Linked DNA regions of Mus musculus: region 2 is linked to region 1. The links are chromatin loops, found by intact Hi-C in ENCODE. Cell type or tissue: gastrocnemius. All regions are shown on one strand. Each heading gives the region's core, and the rest is flanking DNA. Links, peaks and the distances in the headings are about the cores only. Region 1 holds the start of Dnajc24 (DnaJ heat shock protein family (Hsp40) member C24). Region 2 holds the start of Eif3m (eukaryotic translation initiation factor 3, subunit M).

The links. Hi-C counts contacts between places; a loop is a spot of excess contacts. Peaks named below come from ENCODE experiments on the same cell type or tissue, not always from the same donor. Only the 100,000 strongest peaks of a DNase experiment are listed, where the experiment ranks them.
Region 2: it touches region 1 in a loop (4-fold over the local background); 3 of 42 quality-filtered maps call a loop at or near these places.

The regions. Positions count from the first base shown.
Region 1 is chr2:105,996,678-106,007,685 of GRCm38, reverse strand. Dnajc24 (DnaJ heat shock protein family (Hsp40) member C24) reads left to right here and starts at 4,137. Exons shown (of 5, transcript NM_026992.3): 1 at 4,137-4,592; 2 at 5,611-5,757. The coding sequence starts at 5,650. In gastrocnemius, for the core only: a CTCF peak has its summit at 4,482; a DNase peak (open chromatin) is centred at 4,403; H3K4me3 peaks cover 1,954 bases; H3K27ac peaks cover 1,066 bases.
Region 2 is chr2:105,010,798-105,021,805 of GRCm38, reverse strand. It overlaps Eif3m (eukaryotic translation initiation factor 3, subunit M), which reads left to right and starts at 4,779. Exons shown (of 11, transcript NM_145380.2): 1 at 4,779-4,860; 2 at 6,904-7,036; 3 at 7,923-8,061; 4 at 8,485-8,608; 5 at 8,861-8,955. The coding sequence starts at 4,819. Gm38521 (predicted gene, 38521) reads right to left here and starts at 4,685. Exons shown (of 2, transcript NR_165821.1): 1 at 4,603-4,685; 2 at 1,081-4,136. In gastrocnemius, for the core only: no CTCF peak of the experiment used is centred there; a DNase peak (open chromatin) is centred at 4,715; H3K4me3 peaks cover 2,268 bases; H3K27ac peaks cover 1,525 bases.

The DNA.
Region 1 (11,008 bases), core at 1,263-9,262:
GGTTTTTCTTCTTGAGCTTCATGTGGTCTGGGAATTGTATCTTGGGTATTCAGAGATTTGGGGCTAATATCTACTTATCAGTGAGTGCATACCATGTGTGTTCTTTTTTTATTTTTAACAATTTTGTATTAGATATTTTCTTCATTTACAATTCAAATGCTATCCCAAAATCCCTTATGCCCTCTCCCAACCCTGCTCTCCAACCCACCCACTCCCACTCCCTGGCCCTGGTATTACCCTGTAATACCAGGCATATAATTTTTGTGAGACCAAGGGCCTCTCCTCCCAATGATGGCCAATTAGGCCATCTTCTGCTACATATGCAGCTAGAGGCAGGAGCTCAGGGGGTACTGGTTAGTTCATATTGCTGTTCTTCCTATAAGGTTACAGAACCCTTAAGCTCCTTGGGTACTTTCTCTAGCTCCTCCTTTGGGGGCCATGTGTTTCATCCAATAGATGACTGTGAGCTCCACTTCTGTATTTGCCAGGCACTGGCATAGCCTCACTAGAGTCAGCTATATCATGGCCTTTTCGGCAAAATCTTGCTGGCATAGGGAATTGTGTCTGCGTTGGGTGGTTGATTATGGTATGGATCCCCGAATGGGGCAGTCTCTGCATGGTCCTTCCTTCTGTCTCATCTCCAAGCTTTGTCTCTGTAACTACTTACATGGGTATTTTATTCCCCATTCTAAGGAGGGACAAAGTATCCACACTTTGGTATTCCTTCTTCTTGAGTTTCATGTGTTTTGCAAATTTTATCTTGGGTATTCTAAGTTCCTGGGCTAATATCCACTTATCAGTGAGTGCATATTATGTGAGTTCTTTTGTGATTGGGTTACCTCACTCAGGGTGACATTTTCTAGTTCTATCCATTTGCCTAAGTATTTCATGAATTCATCGTTTTTAATAGCTGAGTAATACTCCATTGTGTAAACATATCATATTTTCTGTATCCATTCCTCTGTTGAAGGACATCTGGTTTCTTTTCAGCTTCTGGCTATCATAAATAAGGCTGCTATGAACATAGTGGAGCATGTATCTTTGTTATATCTTGGAGAATATTTTGCATATATGCCCAGGAGTGGTATAGCTGGGTCCTCAGGTAATACTGTGTCCAATTTTCTAAGGAACTGCCAGACTGATTTCCAGAGTGGTTGAACCAGATTGCAATCTCACCAACAATGGAGGAATGTTCCTCTTTCTCCACATTCTCGCCAGCATCTGCTGTCACCTGAGTTTTTGAACTTAGCCATTTTGACTGATGTGAGGCAGAATCTCAGGGTTGTTTTGATTTGCATTTCCCTGATGTTGAACATTTCTTTAGGTGTTTCTCAGCCATTCGATATTCCTCATTTGCGACAAATTCCTCTTCTAAGTACTCTAAATGAGTACAGTGTTTTCTTTAGTAGGCTACATCTTAAGCACTGAACCATCATTCCAACCCAATGGTTTATATTTATGTTTGTGATGGGTAAGTTTGCTTCTGAATATAAGTTAGTAAGAAACAAACCTATTTTAGAAGCTTGTTGAAACCAAGCTGATGCAAGGTTTTCTCCAGGCCTGAGGAGGAACTAAATCTAGGAACATGCTTGGCAGAGCAAGTAATGGTTTGGAACCAGGGTCTTGGGACCTCTTTCTTTAGGCCCTGATTGTGGATAAGGAAGATCCTTCCTTGTCTAAAACCATGAATATGCTTGGCAGAGCCAGTAATAACATGGAGACATGGTCTTAGAGGACCAGAGGTTTTCCTGAGAAATCAACTAACCCCACCCAGAAAAAAGGCGGTGGTTATCAGCCCCAAGGTCCTTGTGATTCACTTGAGATAGCCTGTCCCCTTTGTGCAATATTGTTTGTTAAGCTTCCTGCTGACTTCATCCTATTGTATGATAGCTTTCTGCTAAGTGTGTCCCATCTCCCTTAAAACCATATATAAGATACTGTACTTCTTAATAAGATTGACTGGTATAAGACATAGTTTGTGCAAGACCTCCTGACATCAGATTTCCTACCCTTTTAATCTTCTCATCCCCTAGTCCACTAGGCCTTGGGTCTCTGTCCCTGGAGTATGACCTTGTCCAGATTAGAAACCCATCACTCAAACTTGAAATGTGAAGCAAGTCAGCTTCCAGTGCTTAGCTTGTCAAATAAGAAAGGTTTCTTCCTCCAGAAGGCTGGCAATTCCACGGGGGAAACAGTTTCAATACATACCTCTAGAGACAATAATACATCACGGAATTGGAAGATTACAAATGAGTATTTTATACAACTTGCCATAGAAGTTGAAAGAAGTACTGTCTAATGATTCAACTACTATAGAAGGTAAATTAATGCCAGAATAAAATGCTAGGACTTTAGGAGGCAGATATAACTCAGAACGTAAAACAAGTGCTACCAATTCTGACAAGCTGAGTTCAGTCCTCAGGTCCCACATGGTAGAAGGAGAAAGCTGATGCCCATAAGTTGTACTCTGACCTCTAGCACATTCTGTGGCATACCCACACATAGAAATGCATGGACAGTAAAAATCAATGCAATTGGAAAAGAGTTATGACTTCATTCTCTAAACCTGCTTTGCTCAATGTTGTAGCTATTAATGATATGAGGCTATTGAAACTGAAAATAGGTAGTCCAGACTGAGAGGTGCTAATTTACATTATTCCATTTTATAATGAAACTATTCTGGATGTCAAATATAATATTTTCAAAGTCTCACATAGAGCTTGAATTTGGGGTTTGCTATATTTCTATTGAATGATGTTGTTCTAAAATGGAAATTAATGATTAGTGATCCATGTCAGAGCCATCTTGAGGAGTTTATTCAAATGTTAATTATTTGGATTATAAGACAAGCCATCTGTTTTTTTTTTCAATGAACTAAACACAACAACAGCAATAAGTTGTTTGTGAAGAAGTGAGTTTTACCAAATATATTTTCAGAAACAGAACCACCAGACTCAATGTTTCAAGTGTCTGAATACATACCCAAGCAAACCACCGATAAGACATCTTTGAAACAGAGAAAGTTAAAGAGAATGTATTTATTGGATGATATCAATTAAATATTGACAGCTTAGGTTGACCAAGGACACCTTGGAGATAAAGCAAAAAGTTCATCTCATTTAGTGCACAATGCTAGAATTCTTGGAGATGAGAATGAAAAGCATTTGTGAGTTCATATGAAAAAACATCAAACAAACTGGCTAAAGAAAATAAATTACACAATAACCTGATGGAATAGTATATCAAAACTTTTGTTCTCAAAATTGGACTTCTTGAACATATTTCTGTATACAGACAAGGGTCAAGAAGGATTATTTGAGGGCTAGGTAAGGTATATGGGGGCTTTCTTATAATATTGTACAGGGAGAGATTCACAATACTCACTATGCATTTTGGTAGGCTCACACACATAGTTTTCTAAGCCCAGGAATGAAGCTAGATCCTGCCACTGTATAATGGTCTTTGCTTTAAACATGACAAAATCTATCCATTGGAGAACCCAATCTGTGCTTTTATATTTAGATTTTAAAGTCAACTGTATCATTCTGCAGTTTTTCCTTACGTCATGCAATGCTCATTACAGTAAATAATTTATCCTATTAGAATATTTCCTACCTAATTTTATCTTTGGTGCTTCTTGAATTGATATTTGGAAGAAATAAGACAAAAGGGAAAGTACATCTAAGAAAGTAGCAACACCAAAACTACTTTGTATTGCCAAGGGAGATCATATTAAGGTCTCAAAACTAAGATGATTCTCATCTCCAGATACAATGGGGGGGGGGGGGGGAGAGAGAGAGAGAGAGAGAGAGAGAGAGAGAGAGAGAGAGACAGAACACAACAGCACAGTTCATTCTGTTAAGAACGCTGTTTCTACACCTGGATAATTATATACCCGGCCTTTGTCCTTGATTTGTTTCCTCATCTACAAAATAGTTCTAGCAACATCTTCCGCAGCTGTCTCACTGGGATGAAGCGAAAGCGACAAAGAGATAGAAAATGGGAAAGGATTTGCAGTTAAAAAATATTTTAAGTCAGTTGTTCAGGTTTAACGGAAATTATTAGGCATAATTTGTTAGCCATCCTCATCCTTATCACCAACTGCCCGTCCCCAGTATAAACAAATAGGACCGGAGTTGCTCAAGGTAAAGTAAGAGGAACCTAGGATGAAGGTGCACCTTAGGAGATGTAGAGGGATGCAACAATCGTGGTGTCGGGGCAAAGGAAGAATTAGAGCAAATTGAGGAAAGGCATTTCTCTGCGTACCTCTCACTGTTGACAAAACCTCAGAAATCCCGACGCGTTACCATAGCGGCCGCGTCTGGACTGGAGGCGGGGCCTTTCAGTAATGTGCACCAACAACTAGGGCGCGACTGGAAACGTACTCCCGCTGTACTCCAACTTCCGGCGGAAAAGAAAGTGGGTTCCGCTTTCCGTCCGGCTGCCGCAGCAAGTGGACTCCTGCTCCAAAGTGAAGCGCCATAAGTCTGACGCTGTGTGGAGCCAGGGGAAGGCATCAGCAGGGACAGCCTCGGTGGGGCGGACGCCTGCCTGTGGACGCCGCGTGTCCGCCAAGCTGCGGCTGCTTCAGGGTGAGTTGGTTTCTAAAGTCTGGAGGACTGTGGCATCCTGGAGTGCATAGCTTCGGGAGCAACGTCTTTATGGGCTGTGAGGATCTTTGCCCCAGCAAGAGGACTCCCCTTTCCCCGAGCCCGTGCGGTGCTGTCATTTTGTGCGTCTTTATTTTTACTCTAGAAGAAAGAAGCGAACCAGGGAAATTCAGGAACTATGTATGTCCTTAACATTTCTTTGGTATTCCATTCCTTTTATCTGTTCGTTTCATACATACTTATTAAGCTCCTGTGTGTTTAGTGAGCACCTGTATGCCAGTTTTGCCATTAGATAAGAAATACCTTTTTAAAATTTTAATTAGGTATTTTCTTCATTTACATTTCCAATGCTATCCCCAAAGTTCCCCATACCCCTCTCCCCCCCCACACACACTCTCCTACCCACCCACTCCCACTTCTTGGCTCTAGCGTTCCCCTGTACAAAGTTTGCAAGACCAATGGGCCCTCTCTTTCCACTGATGGCCGACTAGGCCATCTTCTGATACATATGCAGCTAGAGACAAGAGCTTCGGGGGGTACTGATTAGTTCATATTGTTGTTTCACCTATAGGGTTGCAGACCCCTTTAGCTCCTTGGGTACTTTCTCTAGCTCCTCCATTGGGGGCCCTGTGATCCATCCAATAGCTGACTGTGAGCATCCACTTCTGTGTGACAGCTATATCAGGGTCCTTTCAGCAAAGTCTTGCTAGTGTATGCAATGGTGTCAGCGCTTCTTAGAAGCCTATCCATCACCCAGGCTCATTATCAATTTCTTTTTATAACATTGTAAATTTATTTAGGTGATATGCATATTCCATGAAATATTTAATAGGTTTTCAGTATCTTTATATCCTTGTATCCTTGTACATGGCATTTATGGGACATTTAAAATGGAAATATAGACTTTCTTGGGCTTGCAATTTACTCAAGTAGTAAGGAATCTAGGAGGAATATTTCTTTATTCTGGTTGTAATGAATTGCTGTAACATTTCTGCTGCAGGTCATCAGAGAAGGCTCCCTTCTAGGTCAAAGGACGCTGATGGCTTTGGAGCAGACACTCAAAAAGGATTGGTACAGCATTCTGGGTGCAGACCCATCTGCAAATATGTCAGACCTAAAACAAAAATATCAGAAACTCATATTACTGGTAAGTCTTTTCAGATTTGAAATCATGGTGGGGAAAACAGTTTTTTTTGTTTTTCAGTGCGACCAGAAATTTAAGCTTCAAAACATTTCCATCAATAGGAATCTAGATATTTGTTTGTTCATTTGAACATTTTTGTAGTAGAGGAAAAGGATTTTGACTAGGTGTGGGATAGCATGGTAGTGACTGAGTTAGAATCCCCTGACTCTCTCACTCTCAGAACCTGGATTACTTTTCTCTATTCGTCTCAGATAATTTTGACTGAAATAATCCATGTTGGGTCTCTAAAACCGTTTTTACTTAATAAGTGTTGAAATCCACTGTCCACGACCATACTAGTGAGCACTTGAAATGTGTAATATTCTATGTGTAAAATTGTAGGCCGGGGCCTAGCAAACACATAAGTAGATGCTCACAGTCAGCTATTGGATAGAGCACAGGGCCCCCAATGGAGGAGCTAGAGAAAGTATCCAAGGAGCTAAAGAGATCTGCAACCCTGTAGGTGCAACAACATTATGAACTAACCAGTACCCCGGAGCTCTTGACTCTAGCTGCATATGTATCAAAAGATGGCCTAGTAGGCCATCACTGGAAAGAGAGGCCCATTAGACATGCAAACTTTATATGCCCCAGTACAGGGGAATGCCAGGGCCAAAAAATGGGAATGGGTAGGTAGGGAAGTGGGGGGGAGGGTATGGGGGACTTTTGGGATAGCATTCTAAATGTAATTGAGGAAAATACGTAATAATAAAAAATATTAAAAAAAAAAAGAAAAGTTGTAATGTGTTATATAGACTGTTCTCTGGATTTTGATAATTTGGTAAAACTAAGAACATAGAAATTAAAATTTTTTACACTGATTATATATTAGAATGATAATACTTTTTATGTTCTGGCTGATGAACAGAATGCATGTGCCTGTTTTACAGTAATATTAAAATTTTAAGTAATATATTTAGTCTTTGAGAGCTTCATACAATTTTGATCATCTCTATTTCCCTTATCCCGGATATAATTCCACCTCCCTTACCAACCCAAATTTGAGTTCCCTTCCCTACTTCCCCAACCCACTGAGTCCAGTTTGTGTTGCCCAGATACTCTTGGGTGTGTGGACTGCCCTCATGTGTGGTCCACCTGCTAAGAGTCAGACCTTCAAAGAAAACTGACATTTCTGACTGCAGTTATCAGATGCCAGTATCTCCTCAGGTAGAGGTGGGACTTTGTGCTCATCTCTTCCCGTCCATTCTGGCATTTATAATATCAAAATGTTTTTAATATTGCTTGTGTTTAACATGTATGTGCAGCATTTATTTAATAGTCTAGATTATAGTTCTGTTGTATAGTGATAATATAAGCCTTTAGAAAATGTTTTTCAGTGATAATTATTGTGGTATATAAATTATCTAGAACTTTTTAATTGCTTGCATTAATGTATCCAGCGATACTATGATGTTCCTAAGACAGGATCAGTTACCTTGTAATAGTCTCCACTTACTTCACTTTACAAAGAAAAGATAAAGAATCAATATTTGCACAGCATTGTTGGTCTAGTTTATGTCAAATATGATCTCTGGTACTTTGCCCAAGCTCTGTTTATTGGAAAAGGTATCTTGCCATCTGAAATCTCAATCTTAGGGAATAGAGAGTAAGGGAACTTTTGGTACCTTCTGCCTTGGAACTTTTAAGATCAGAAACATCAAGTACATATTGTTGAAAATTTTCCTTATACTAAATCATTCTTGTACTTTAGTTAATTGTAAGATAATGCTAGAGAATTGACTGGCTAGACCTGGAAGTTCTTCCATGTTGTCTTTTAATTAAGCAATGAGAAGGCTCTGTGTGGTCCTACTTGTCAAGACTAAAGTGGATGTCCACTTTATATGCACATTAACAATATAGTGGGTCTAATTTTTGTCTGTCTACTACTAAGTTTTATATATATATATATATATATATATATATACAAACACATATACATATACATATATATTTTTATATACTAGAAATATAGAAATATATACTAGAAATATATTTCTATATTTCTAGTATAGAAATTTTTTTGTTTTTATTACATAATATACATTTTGGCTTTGTTGTTTTATGTTTACTGCTTTGCATGTCTTCTCTAATGTCATGAAAATATTCTCCTGTGTCTTCTAGAAACTTTATAGTTTGTTTTACTGATAGACATGTGCCTTTTATGTAGACCAGGATCAGTGGTTAAATCTTTAATTTTTCTCAGTATGGAGATTCAGTCCCTCTGACATCCTTTGCTGAAAACATACTCTTTCTCCAGTAGCCTGTGCTGGCAGTGCGGGTCTAGTTCTAGGTATTATTTGAAATTCTATCATTCTTCTTGAGTGTGTTTTTGTTTGCTTACATTCTTTTTTAAAGAGTGTGTATGCATGCGTGTGCATGTGTCTGCCTGTATGCATGTGCGTGTGCGTGTGTGTGCGTGTGTGTGTGTGTGTGTGTGTGTAGATCAGAAAACAACATGAGAGAGTTGGGTCATGTGGGTCTTTGAGATGAAACTCAGGTCCTTGGGTGTGGTGGTGAATACTTTTAAAACCTACTGAACCATCTTGTTAGCACTTGCTCGCACAACTTGTAAGATTCTAACAAAAACAGTTTTGGCTGAGTCTTTATAAAATTTTATTAATATATATCCATTCTAGCAAAATAGATACCTTATTAGCAATGCCTTTGATTATATGAATACATTATAGTCTTTCACCTACACACTTAAATAATTTTTAATTTATCTCATCAGTATTTATAATTTTTAATATAGAGATTGTGCTAGTTCAGTAGGCTTTGTGGAAGCCTCAGCTCTTTTATTCTTCAGCTCTCTATTTTACAAAAGTAAAGGAAGAATTATGAGTTGATGTGTTCCTCTGTGGTTTTACCAATAGTCTAGAAGTAATGGTACTGAAGACATCTGGCTTTCTTTCTGGAGTATTCCTATCTGAATTGGAATGTTCCATCTTTCTCTCTCATCTGGTTAACCCGACTTCTGTCAGCTGATTCCATCTCTGAATTCTGTGGGAAAACTGTTCACCAAAGATGGCTCTACTACATTTTTCAAGTTCCTCTCTTCCATCAGAAGGTCTGCCCCTTCTCGACTGCAATCACCATTGTCCAGGAGCAGCACTAACATCTCCCTTGCTGAAAGCTTCAATCAATTATAAAACATCATTTTGGTTTATTGCTAAGATGGCCAAATCCTAGTTTCCCCAGAGGAGTTCTGGTTTGTGCCTGTTATTCTGGCATAGTTAATAGCACCCCCTTCCAGTACACAAGTCTCTAAGTTTAAATCAGGACCTGATCAGCAGCCTTGGTCTAGCTTAGCTCACATTCACCTTTCATTCATTGTCTTTTCTTGTATTCCAGGGCATAATATTTTTCTGAGGTATCTCCTGTTACAAACAATCTCTGGAATGTTGTAGGCATACAGATAAATATTCAATAAATGTAGGCAAATTTATATTTTAATACCTATGTCACCAAGTTTTTGCTTTTTTATTTTTTCATTTTTATTTTCTGTCTTATTTAATTATTTTTGAGAGGTTTCTTTCTATTATTTCAGCAACACAATATCTTTTAAAAAATTAATTAAAGTTTTCTTTATCTTCCTTCAAGTTCTGGGTTTTCCCCCACAATACTTTTTATTACAAAGGCTTCTAGCTGGGCGTGGTGGCACACTTCTTTAATCCCAGCACTGGGGAGGCAGAGGCAGGCGGATTTCTGAGTTCGAGGCCAGCCTGGTCTACAAAGTGAGTTCCAGGACAGCCAGGGCTACACAGAGAAACCCTGTCTTGAAAAACCAACCAACCAAACAACAACAACAACAACAAAAACCCAAAAATAACCAAAGCAAAAACCCAAAGGCTTCTTTATGTAATTGATGGATCGTGATCATATGTAAGAGTGAAACAGTAGGGCTCATTGTTAATTTTTGTGTACGTGACCAGAGGTGTTCCTTCAGTGAGGTCAATGACGCCATTCAACAACATTTCCTTTTTAGCATTTGGCTCCCCAGAAAGGAATTCTTAAATACCTGCTGATGACTTGGTAACTTGGTTTCCTAGTACTCTGTTTCCCTCCCTTTCTTCTTCCCTCCTTCCTTCCTTTTTGTTTTTTAGTACAGCATTTATCCTAACCCCTAACACAGTGACTAGTATTCCTGAGTTTAGATCCTCATTAGTCTTTATGTACACAGTAAAATTCTAGTTTTCTACTTTGTTGGAGAGAGTGGATACCTGGCCTTGTGATGAGGAAGGGTACTGGGGAACCAGTTAATCTTGTTAAAGTTTCACACAGACAACTTGCTTTGTTCTGGGCCACAACTCCATTCCTAAAGGGAGCTGTATGAATGAGTTTGTATACTCTTGCACTTTAGGCTTATGTTTTAGTGTTATGAGTTGGATACTGTGTCAGTCAGCATTCCGTTACCATAAGAAGTACCTGAGGTAAGAAACTTTCAGAGAGATATATGGCCTATCTTGGCTCATGATTTTATGTGTTCTAATCCATGGTCATTACACTCACTGCTTTTGGGCTTGTGCTTATGGTAGAACAAAGTTATTTATCAATGGGTAGGGAGCAAGGAGAAGGAGAAAGAGACCAGGCTCCCACAATTACTTTCAAGGGCACCTCTAAGGACCTTAAGACCTCATTTAGACCCCACCAGCTTATTGAAGGCCCCATCACTCCCTGATGTCACTAACCCAAGGACCAAGCATTTGCTTTGCCACATGGGCCTCTGAAGAGATTCCTGATCAGAATGTTAGCAAGTACCATTTTCAGTCAGTTTTCCCATCTAAGTACCTTCCAGGCCCAACCCTGCTTAGCTTCTGAGCTCTGATGAGATCCTGTGATATACAAGAGTATGGTCATAGACTGTGATCCATTGTCCATCCCAGTTTTTGGTGTTTTTCACTTCAGTATGCATTCCTGTGCATTCCTGCTTTTCATTTTATATATCCATAATTCTATAATTCCATTGCTGTTATAATAGAGCAATTTGGTGAGAAATCATGGATAGATATATGCATATGCTGTTATTAGAGGCTGTGAGCTATTTTCTTTTTCTCTTGTGGGGCAAATACCTTTCCTTGGCATTATTGCCATCCTTGTCTGCTTTCTACCTGCTGCCTGACCTGAGTAACTCTCACTAGTTGCTGGAAAATGTTCTTACAGTTCTTAGCTCCCCATGTGCACCCTTCATGGGACCCATCCATAGTATCCTGAGTTT
Region 2 (11,008 bases), core at 1,027-9,026, 990 kb after region 1:
ACACATACACACACACACACACACACACACACACACACACACACACACACACACAACTTTTAAGAAAGCAATAAGGCCAGCAGGCTCTTGAGTAGGAGGGAAGGACCTAGTCCTAACTGCAAGTGGCCTCTGTGCAGTAGGCCACAGGCCCAGATGGGTCAGGAGGCAGATGAGGACGCTGGATCCTTAGTGCTCGCTGAGGCCTTTGTGTCTGCCACCGCTGCAGAATTCCGGCTGCAGCTACCTCAGCATGCTTGCAGATTCCCTCAGCTTCCAGGCAACACTGCCCTCTCCACTTTTTCGCTCTTCAGACTGAGCAGCCCCTGGTTTCCTCAACTCTCCAACTTGTAGACAGCCATCAGGAGCCTCCCCAGCCTTTGGTGGTGAAGGCTGATCCAATAAATCACATCCTATAATTACGCATGCGTCCTCTCGGTGCTGTTCCCGAGAACCTTGACGAATTCAAGCAGAGCAAGGCTATGGTTGGTGCCGCTCATATAGGAGCTCGGAATTATAAGGTATTTTTCCTCTAACATTTAAAAATGACTGGTGTATAAATCTCTTGTATTTGCATCATCTGCTGTCACTAAAGCTCTTGACGAGAACAGCAAATTCTTCCCACTGGGCTACGCATGCCTTTTCAAAGTCACTTTAAAAACATGAATGATAAATATGTCTTCTTCAGACCCAACAGATTCATAAATGTTTCCAAGACTGGCTATGTCATGTGACATGAAGAGGTGAGCCTGAGGCGGTTCCCTTCTTATGCAGGCTACTGGGAAGATGGTACTTTCTGTGGTCTGTATGTGTGGGATGTCAAGTTCTGCACCGGTTCTGTCATGGCTCATGTGTAATCTATTTCGGTAAGGCGCCAATCAGCTGAACTCAACATTATTTGTTTCCCTATAAAGTCACTGTAATCGTATGCTGCCTCGCTAGTATAAAACTTAATTATTAGCTGTAAAACTCTGAGATCCTAAAAGGATAGTAGTGTTCTGAATTCAACATTGCATGACAACGGCTAAGGGAGATCAAGATTCCCACCATAAATATACACAATAAAAAACCAGTAACATGCACTTACATAAACAAGCCTTTTATTTTCAAAGTGATGACTTCAGAGTTCAAACTTTCCTGAGTCAGTCAAAATTAGTTTCCTTTGTTGTGAGGCAAAGCCCATGTAATAGCACATGAAAACAAGATGGAGGTTCATTTCCTCCTACATTAAACAAGCAAGAGAGGCAGTCGTGGTTGGCACAGCATCTTCCTAGTATCAGGGTCTGAGCCCCTTCCACCTTTCCCTGCCACCGTGACTTTTACCTTCAAGATCACTGCTAGGTTTCGGTTGGATTTCTGCAGCTTCCACCATCAAAGTCATGGTTTATACATCAAAATAAGAAGAAAGACAAGCGCAGAAGAGTCCATTTCTAAGTAAAGTGGTGCCTTTTAAAAATTAAAGAGGGCCTGACTGTGATATGGCAAGGTGTGTAGAAACACTTGGCAAGCCTGAAGACCTGAGTTCAGTTCCCAGACCCTGCAGTAGAAGAAGTTATCCCCTTGACACCACATTCACACGTATGTGTATACACACACACACACACACACCCCAACACACATACATACACACATTCCCCAAACAGAGGGAAGCAGGTGTGATAAATCCAAGTTTTCCAGAATTTTTAATCAGAAAGAATAAAGAATTAAAAATAAAAGGAGATCTAGGAAAATAGCTTAGTGTGTAAGAGCAATTGCTCTGCCAGCACAAGGACCTGAGTTCGAGTCCCCAGTGCACACATAAAAAAGTATGCCTGTAATTCAAAAAAAGTAGGAACAATGGAGTCAGGACTTCAAGATCAGTTTCAGTTACACACTGAGTTCAAGGCCAACCTGGACTAGTGAGAGCTCACCTCAAAAGAAAACAAACAGCCACATCAGCTAGAAAAATGGCTTTGCCTTTCAGAATATATAGGGTTTTGTTGAACTTTCAGCTCCTTCTGTTTTGGGAAGTTCTGAGGACAGTTTGTGAAAGTCTCAAGAAGGATAATATAGTAGTGAAGGTTGTATGTGTGGTTATCAGCAGGGGTGACTCTTTACTGCTATTAACATACCAGTGACCCCATTTTATATCAGGCATAGGTTAGCATCAGCTAACCCCAGTTTCAACTGACTCTAAACTTTTTTTTTTAAGCATTTAGAATGCTTCCTGTCATATAGTAGATAGTACTTCTTGTACCATTTGTCTAAGGCAGATTTGTGTTTAAAGAAAAACCTTAAGATTATCAGAAAACATTTTATTAACGAAAAATAATGCTAGGGTCTTTTTTCAATTAAGAAATGAATTTGACAAAAAGTGTCATTGAAAAATTATAAAGGAGTATGCTGGCTAGTTTTATGTCAGTGTCATACAATTTATAATTACCTGAGAGGCAGGTACCTTCTTTGAGAAAATGCTTCCATAAGATTGGGCTTGCAAGCAAGCTGTAAGGCATTTTCTCCGTTAGTGACCAGTGGGGCAGGGCTCAGCCCATTGTAGGTGATGCCATCCCTGGCTGGTGGTCCTGAGCTCTACAAGAAAGCAGGCTGAGCAAGCTATGAAAAGCAGGCCAGCAAGCAGCAGCATCCGTGGCCTCTGCATCAGCTAGAGTCTTGATTTCCTTCAGTGATGGACAATGATGTGGAAGTGGAAGCCAAACAAACCTTTTCCTCCCCAACTTGCTCTTAGTCATGGTGTTTCATCATGGCAATTAAAACCTTAATATGACAGTTAATCCCTTAGTGATAGAAAGCTTGCTTAGTCCACACAAAGCCTTGGGTTTGGTTCCATCACAATAACATAAACAATAAATAAGTTGCATGCTTTAATTTTGTTCTCTCTGGAAGGTCAACCACCTGCTGGTACATAATTTTGTCAGAGAGATCAATATGTTTTTAGCGAATGAGTAAATATCTAAAGATTCAAATAATTTTGTCTCTATCCTTTTGAAACCTCCTTCTCAAAAGTCCCCTGAAGTCACCTCTTTTACTTCACAAAGTCATAGAATAAAGGAAATCAGAAAAAAGGGGCGAGTAAGGGACGGGGCTAATATTAAAATAGGGTTTTAAAATGTTCAACAAAATATATGTATTTTTAAAGAAAGACTTATTGATGAGTTAAAATAAAATACTGAAGAAAAAGCTGGCAACATTAACATTTGAAACAAATTTCCATCAAGAAAGGGGAAAGAAGCTGAAAGCAAGGTTGAAAAGTATTAATCTTAGAAAAAAAAAGTCACCTTTCAAAATTCAAAGCAAAGATTGCTGTGATGATGAGCAAGGGTTGCCCTCCAGCTTCAGTGCCCGGGCCTTGGCCTAGTTAACTAGTATATTAGTGTGTTTACAGGACCACTGGGTATCTTCTCCCTCCTGAAATTCTGAGAAGACCATTCTAATAAATATGTTCTGGCTCAGCGCCCCACTCTCCTCTTACACCCTCTCTTCTCTCCTCTCCCCCCTCAGAAATCTGCTCCCCTCTTTTCAACCAGTCTCTCTTCCTTTTCTTCCTTGAGAACGTACCCCCCCACACACACTCATTCCACATTGTAACCCAGTACTCCAGGAAGATTGTCTTAGTGTGCTTCCCATTGCTATGATAAAATATTGGCCAAAAACCGACCTGGGGAAAAAGGGTTCATTTCATCTGACAACTCTCAGGTTAACCTCCATCGCTGAGGAAAGTCATGGCAGGAACCCAAGGCAGGAACCTGGAGGTGGGAACTGAAGCAGAGGCTTGCTCGCTGCCTGCTGACTTGCTCCTTGTGGCTAGCTTGGCTTACTTTTCAATGCAACTCAGGGCCACCTACCCAGGGTGGCACCACCCACAGTGGGCTGGGCCCTCCCATGTCAATCATTAAGGAAGAAAATACCTGACAGGCCATTTATTGGGGACATTCTATCAACTGAGGATACCATGTGTATATTCTCTAATAAAGTCTGTTTTTACTTTTTCAGCCCACTTTTTAATTGCATTTCCCCCTTATTGTTGCATTTACAATGTTCTTGATCTTCATGGCTCCAAGTTCTGCATCCAGGTTCAATCAACTGCAGACTATAATATTCTGGAGAAATATCTGTGCTGAATACGCAGACCTTGTCATTCCCTAGAAAACAGAGGACATAGAATTTACATTGGATTAGCTATTTTAAGTGCCCTGGAGATGACTTAAAGTACACAGGAGGTTATATAGACACGAACTAAGCCATTTTTATGTAAGCGTCTTGAGCCCCATAGATTCTGGAATCCTTAGAGGAGGGATCCTGGAGTCAATCCCTAACATACACTGAGGCACTGTGTATTCTGGATAAGTCCTTATTAATTAAGTGGGAGCATTCTTTGAAAACTAGTCACCCTTACTTAGCAAGGAGCATGGCCTAGCAACTGGACCAGCAAACTGGGAAGCATAACACAGGGGAAAAAAAAAATAGTTCCAAGGCTTTAGGGACAGGGGGCACCTGGAAAGCTCTCAGAGGCAGCAAGAGCTCTCTAGGCTCCCGAAGCTTTGGCCCAGGTAGGGTTCCGTGACCCGCAGGCAGCAGGCGGGCAGAGGACACTTTAGCCCAACCCACCTAAGTTTCCGGGGAGAGGGGAAGATTTCAGGTAGGAGCCTGCGAGGAGCTGAAGCAGAGGCCCGCGGGGAGGAAGTAGTACTGTGGGCCCCGCCCACGAGGCCCGCCCTCTGTGGCTGACCCGGAAGCGGTTGTGCGTAACCCTGTACGGCACCGCTCTCTTTTCCGGTCGGCGTGTTTCTGGATCGGAGCGTCTTCCGCAGCCCGGCCTTCACCATGAGCGTCCCGGCCTTCATCGATATCAGCGAGGAAGACCAGGTGCACGATGCTGGGCCCTCGGGGCAACGGGTGCGGGGGATTCCCGGGACGGAGCCCGTGAGGGGGAGCGCGCTCTCCTGACCTGGGTCTCGGCGCGTGCGCGGCCGAGGGTCCGGATGCGGGCCCGGTGGGCGCCAGGGCTCGTCCGCAGTCGTCGATGACGACCCAGAACTTTTCGGGGACAGGGACCAGCGTCTGCTAAGTTCGCGTGTGGCCCGCAGGAGCAACTTTGAGCGTGTGAATGCGGGCCTTCCGCGGCCACAGGCGACGGTGGCATGCATTTTACTAGTTGGCTCGCGTTTTCTGTTCCCAGGCGGCTGGGAGGCAGGAGCATCTGGCGGGCCATCCTGGACACTTTGAAGTTCACTAATTGGGGTTTACACCTGGGTGTACAGGACAGATGGCTTCTCCTTTTTCTGTAACAGGAGGTTAATTGTTGGGATGACAGTCTTTTAATTTTCTACAACCCAAACTGTTCTTCGTGAGCATGCATACGCTTTTATAATACCCACTGACAGAAACTTGGGGTTCCATATGTTACACAGGAGAAGAAAGGAAGTTATGCACACATAGAAAGATGCCGCATTAAGAGTATTTGACAGCAGAGGAAGCTAGAGTTCCCAGGCATTGACTAGTATTTACCAAAAAGGTACTTCAGGCCAGGGGCTGAATAGAGCCTTGGCATTGGCCATATTGTAGAGTGTCTTGTTGTCAGCAAGAATGATATAAAAACATTAAACTTAACTAATTCTTAGAAAAAGATTTGTAAAGCAGGAAGTGAACAAATGCTTTCTTTACATCTTGGTTAGATTATATATTTGTGTCATAAAGAAAAAGAATGATTTCTGCTGTTATTTTGCTTTTTCTAATATGACACTTGAGTTTTCAAAATATCTTTTTTATAATACCATGCCATCTTCTGTATAAAATTACTATGCTATTGTTTGGAAAAATAATTCCATCAGACCTAAGGGTTTGTTAGGTTTCTGAGGTCACCAAACACATTTGTGGGATTAAAAATGTTGGTTATTTTCCCCAAGGCTCTTTTGGCTTTGTCCAGACAATTTGACATCCGTGCTTTTTCTTTCCCCAACCCCCTTCTTGTTTTGATATTTGGGAAGTGTTTCACTATGGCTTGTTAAACCTTGGCTGGCCAGGAACCTGTAGAGATCCCCCTGCCTCTGCCTCAAGTGCTGTGGTCACAGTTATATGTCACCTCACCCTGCCCACCACCTCACCCTGGCACCTGTGCATTTTCTAATGGAACGCTTTATACTGTGATTCTTTAAGTTTTTATTCTGTTAGCTTTAAGTCATCTACATTTCTGTTTCAGTGCATGAATGTTAAACCATCGAAGGAAAAACGTTGTTAAAGATCCTAACTAGAGAGTAAAGTAGGAAACATCCAAATGACTTATTTTAGTAGTTATTTTGATAGTACCAAAAGTGCTTTCTGCCTCTGAGAGTGATGTTATGTTTTAAGATATTTGTTATACAGTGCATTGATAGACAATTTGATACACATACACTTTCATGCAGGCTGCACTGACAGGCATTATCTTTTTATATTGGTATCTCCCAAAATGCTTGTCTCAAATGGTTCTCAAGTTATTAGCAAATGAATAGACTATTGTCCGGATGATGACTGTGATTTTAGTAGTGCTATTTATATATACATTTGACAGCTATAAAATTTTCACTTACTGGGGGAAAAAAACCTCTTCAACTTTGCCAAGTCAGATTGATGTATCTTTAGTCCCCATCCCTCCCAGTGGAGACCGCTTAAATGAAATAAGTAAAGCATTTGCTATAGACTGGAAGTCCAGTGGATACAGGTGGCAGGAAACTGAATATGATCTTTGTGAACTATGTGTCTGCGTGGACTTTGTAGAGGGAGGGAGGGAATCAACACAATTGGAGGGTAGTTAGTTAGCACTTGCATGTTACTTTGGAAGCAGGGCAGATGAGTTTGATATTTGTGTTTTATCATAACTTGATTTTTACAAGTGGATCTAGAGATTTAGCAACCCTGTTTGATTCATAGGCTGCTGAACTTCGAGCTTATCTGAAATCAAAAGGAGCTGAGCTCTCAGAAGAAAACTCGGAAGGTGGACTTCATGTAGATTTAGCTCAGATTATTGAAGCCTGTGATGTGTGTCTGAAGGAAGATGATAAAGGTTTGTTTTAATTCATTCTACAAAATATTTCTTACAAGTTCTCTACCTTAAAGTTTTTCTTGTCAGTTATATGCTTTGGTTTGAGACTTAAGATTTTTAAGCAATGTAGAAGGGAAAGAATACAATCAAAAATAATTATGAAGATATTTTTCAATTAAATATTTTCAGTTAGTTTTAAATGTAATATTTTCATATAATTTCAGGGTTTTTTTCTGTTAGACCTATAAAGTAAGCCGTTCTGGGGGAACCTTTTAAAAAAACGGAAAAAGTGTGTGTGTTTGTACATATACTTGATGTTGATGGTTTTAAAATGAACTGAAGCGTTTGGATGGACATCAAAGAGGGTGTTATTTCAAGTAATATTTAATTTAATATTTAATTGTTCAGCTGCTGCCCATTGAGATACAGCTTCTCAATAGTCAGTATAGTTTCTGTACTGTGAACTCTGAAATATTTGTTAAAGTTTAAATATTAAATTTTTAGAGCGATTAATATCTCTAATACTTGAAAATGAGTTAAGCAGCAGGAATATAACAGCCATTCACTTCTAAATAATTCTCTACATGAGGTACAAAGTTTTCTTCAGTTGTTGAGACCTCCTGACCTAAAATCCAGCTAGTAATTTCAAGATGATTGTGTATTATGCCAATGGAAATCATAAAGAAAACGTGGATGTGTAAATGCTGGCGCTACAGTGGTGCTGGTGAGGTGAGAGTTCATGGATGCTGTAGTCTTAAAGCTCTCCCTGAAATCAAGGTGTTCTCTAACTTTCACAGTAGGCAAGCTATGTATTTTAAGCATCTTTGTATTGAAATACTAGAAATGTGTGCCAGATTGGACGCGCTGAAGGTTGTGTCTGCTGACTGTGCTCTTGATGCCTATGTAGATGTTGAAAGTGTGATGAACAGTGTGGTGTCCCTCCTGTTGATCCTGGAACCAGACAAGCAAGAAGCATTGATTGAAAGTCTGTGTGAAAAGCTGGTCAAGTTTCGGGAAGGCGAACGCCCATCTCTGAGACTACAGTTGTAAGTTTTAGACTGCAAGACCTAGGTGGAGAAATGGCTCTGCAGAGTGCCTGAGTTTAGTTCCCAACACTCGTGTCAGATGGCTCAGCTTCCCCTAACTCCAGCTCTTGGAGATCCAGTACTTCTGGTCTCTGCTGGCACCTGTGCACCTACACACACACACACATATACAAAATTTTAAATAATAAAAGTACATTTTTTTTTTAAAGATACAGCATTCAGAGGGATGTTTGTATGGTATAAATTATGATTGTTAGAAGCAGGAATTCTGGAATTGGACTGTCAGCAGCTTTCTGTCTTGGGCAGTCACTCAACCTTTCTGTGCCCCAGTTCCCTCTTTAGATGAAGTTATTATTAGTGCTGCCTTGTATTTGTGGTGAGAGCAAATAACCTCAATTAGTACTTTGGTTGTTTGTTAACCAGGCTCAGCAACCTTTTCCATGGGATGGACAAGAATACTCCTGTGAGGTACACAGTGTACTGCAGCCTCATCAAAGTGGCGGCATCATGTGGGGCCATCCAGTACATCCCAACGGAGCTGGATCAAGTGAGTGTTGTGCTTGTAGGAAGTGAAGCTTACTTAGGTGGGAACTCAGGTAGGAGCAGCTCTGTGTGCCCTCAACTTTGTCTTTGTTTCTCCTTTGGGAAGTGTGGCCCCCGGTGGACTCAGACTTGATGTGTAGTTCTGGATGAACTTGAACCCATCTTCCTGCTCCTCCTTAGTGCTGAGTGCACTAAACTGAATATGTGCTCCTCATCTCTCTTAATACATTCTCTCCTTCCCTCAATCGCGGTGCAGGTGAGAAAGTGGATCTCTGACTGGAAGCTCACCACTGAAAAGAAGCACACCCTCCTCAGACTGCTCTACGAGGCGCTCGTGGATTGTAAGAAAAGGTATTCCGAAGCGCTGCGCTGACTCCCAGCTCTAGTAGATGGGCGTGTTTCTTGAAGATAAGTTGAGCTAGTTGTTTTTACCTTGTTCTCCACAGCATCAGAAATCTTTAGCTCCTGAGTAATTGCAAAGACTTAACTGAGCAGCATAACTAGAGAGCTGGAGATGTGGTGTAGTTAGTAGAGAGCTGGGAGGAGTGGGGCCCCGAGTACACACCCGGAACCACTTAAAACCAGATGTGGTGGGTGGGCTTCTGATCCTGGTGCTGGGGAGGCAGTGGGATTCATCCTCTGAGGTGTATACAAAGTGAATTTAGGACCAGTCTGGGGTACATAAGTCCCTGTCTTAAAAAATAAATAAATAAATAAAATTTGTTCTCATCTTTAAACTTTCCAGAAAGGAAAAATTGAATGTGTTCTAAAACAGTTGTAAACCCCAAAGCTGTATATGATGTTAGATGAGGTTATTTAATGTTTCGATGGTTCCAGGGTGATGCTGTCGTTTTTGTTAAGAGGTGGTGTGGGCTCTGAGAAAGAGAAGTTGCTCTGAGCTAAGAACTGCAGAATTAAATGAGTTCTTTCTTCTTGGGTTCCGGCAAGGTGTTGGTGTAAAGGCTTCTTTCTGTTCAACTCCTCAAACCCACTGGCCAAAATACCGTCTACTCAGTATCCTAGCTTTAGGTGCCTGCAGACAGTCAGCCATGTTGTCTGGCAGTTTAAATGAAGGCTAGCCCTGGCTGCTTTACCTAGCTTTTTCTTATGTGTTTAATACTTCTAACAATGATGACAACAACAAAAACAAAAACAAAACCCACCATTCTTCAGTTAATTTCCTTACACAAATTTCACCATAGCTTTTAGTGCTAGTATTAGCAAGATGAATTCACTTGTTATGTGGTACATTGCAAATATTTTCATACTGTTTAAGAAAAATAAGGATATGATTTTGATGTGAAGGTTGATGTGTTTTATAATAAGTAAATAGTGCTTACCTTTGTAATCTGTGCTCTGAAGCAGTGGGTAGTTTACTCTATGGTGGCCTGGTTGTGACAGCAATTTAACCAGTTGTCAGTAAAAGGTTGAGAGGAATTAGTTTTACTTTGAAGACTATTTAAAATGGAATACATGCAGACTATAAGAGGCACGTGTATTTTAGTATACAGGCTGTAGAATCAGGCCTCTGGGCTTCAAACCTTGAGTTTATTTGTATGGCTCTGAGCAGAATAGACTGCTTAGTGTAGCTGTAGTAATTCAAAATGAAAACAGTACTTCTTACCTCAGGTTGCTAAGGACATCACATGGAGTTTTAAAGGCTTCATTACTACACAGACACTTGTCAGTGTTGAACAGGACTATCTTCCTGTTGCCCTTGTCAGTGTTGAACAGGACTGTCTGCCCTGTTGCCCTTTTCATTTTTAAGCTTGCCTTTAGGAGCTGAGTTGGTTTTTCGAATGCAGTGGTTTTAGGTGATGGGTGTTATGATTGCCTGTAAGTAAGGTGCTTGCTGGATGGAGTTGGAACCTCCTCTCTGGAGGATTTCTCTTTAGCATTGCTTGTTTGGCTCTCAGTCTGTTATGATGGAAAGGAAATAATGGCGTTCCAGGGCTATTCTCAGAGAAGCGAGATAGGTCAATACCATCTACCAGGACTACTGGATATGTCCTGGTGTTTGCATATTACAATATACTTAATCACAGCTATGCACTTTTCTCTTTTTAAAAAGTTTTATGAGGCAGGGAGTGTGCAGGAGGGGCACAGGAGTGAGTGAATATCAAGAGGACAGTTCTCTCCTTCCACCTTTCCATTGGCTCCTGAAGGCCTTCCACAGATGTTCCCCTTTGCAGGGCAAATACCTTTGCCTTTGAGGCCTCTCTGGTATTCTTCTCTCAGTCATTGCTCTCCGTCTTCCCTACCTATTCTGTTGTATTTGTTCTCTGTGGTTTGCTTGCTTGCTGGAGTTATGGAGGAGCCAAGGACCTAGTGTACCTTAGGTGGGCTGGTTCTTTGTGTTGGTGGTTTATATTCCCTGCAGCACACTTGGCATCTGGGCAACACC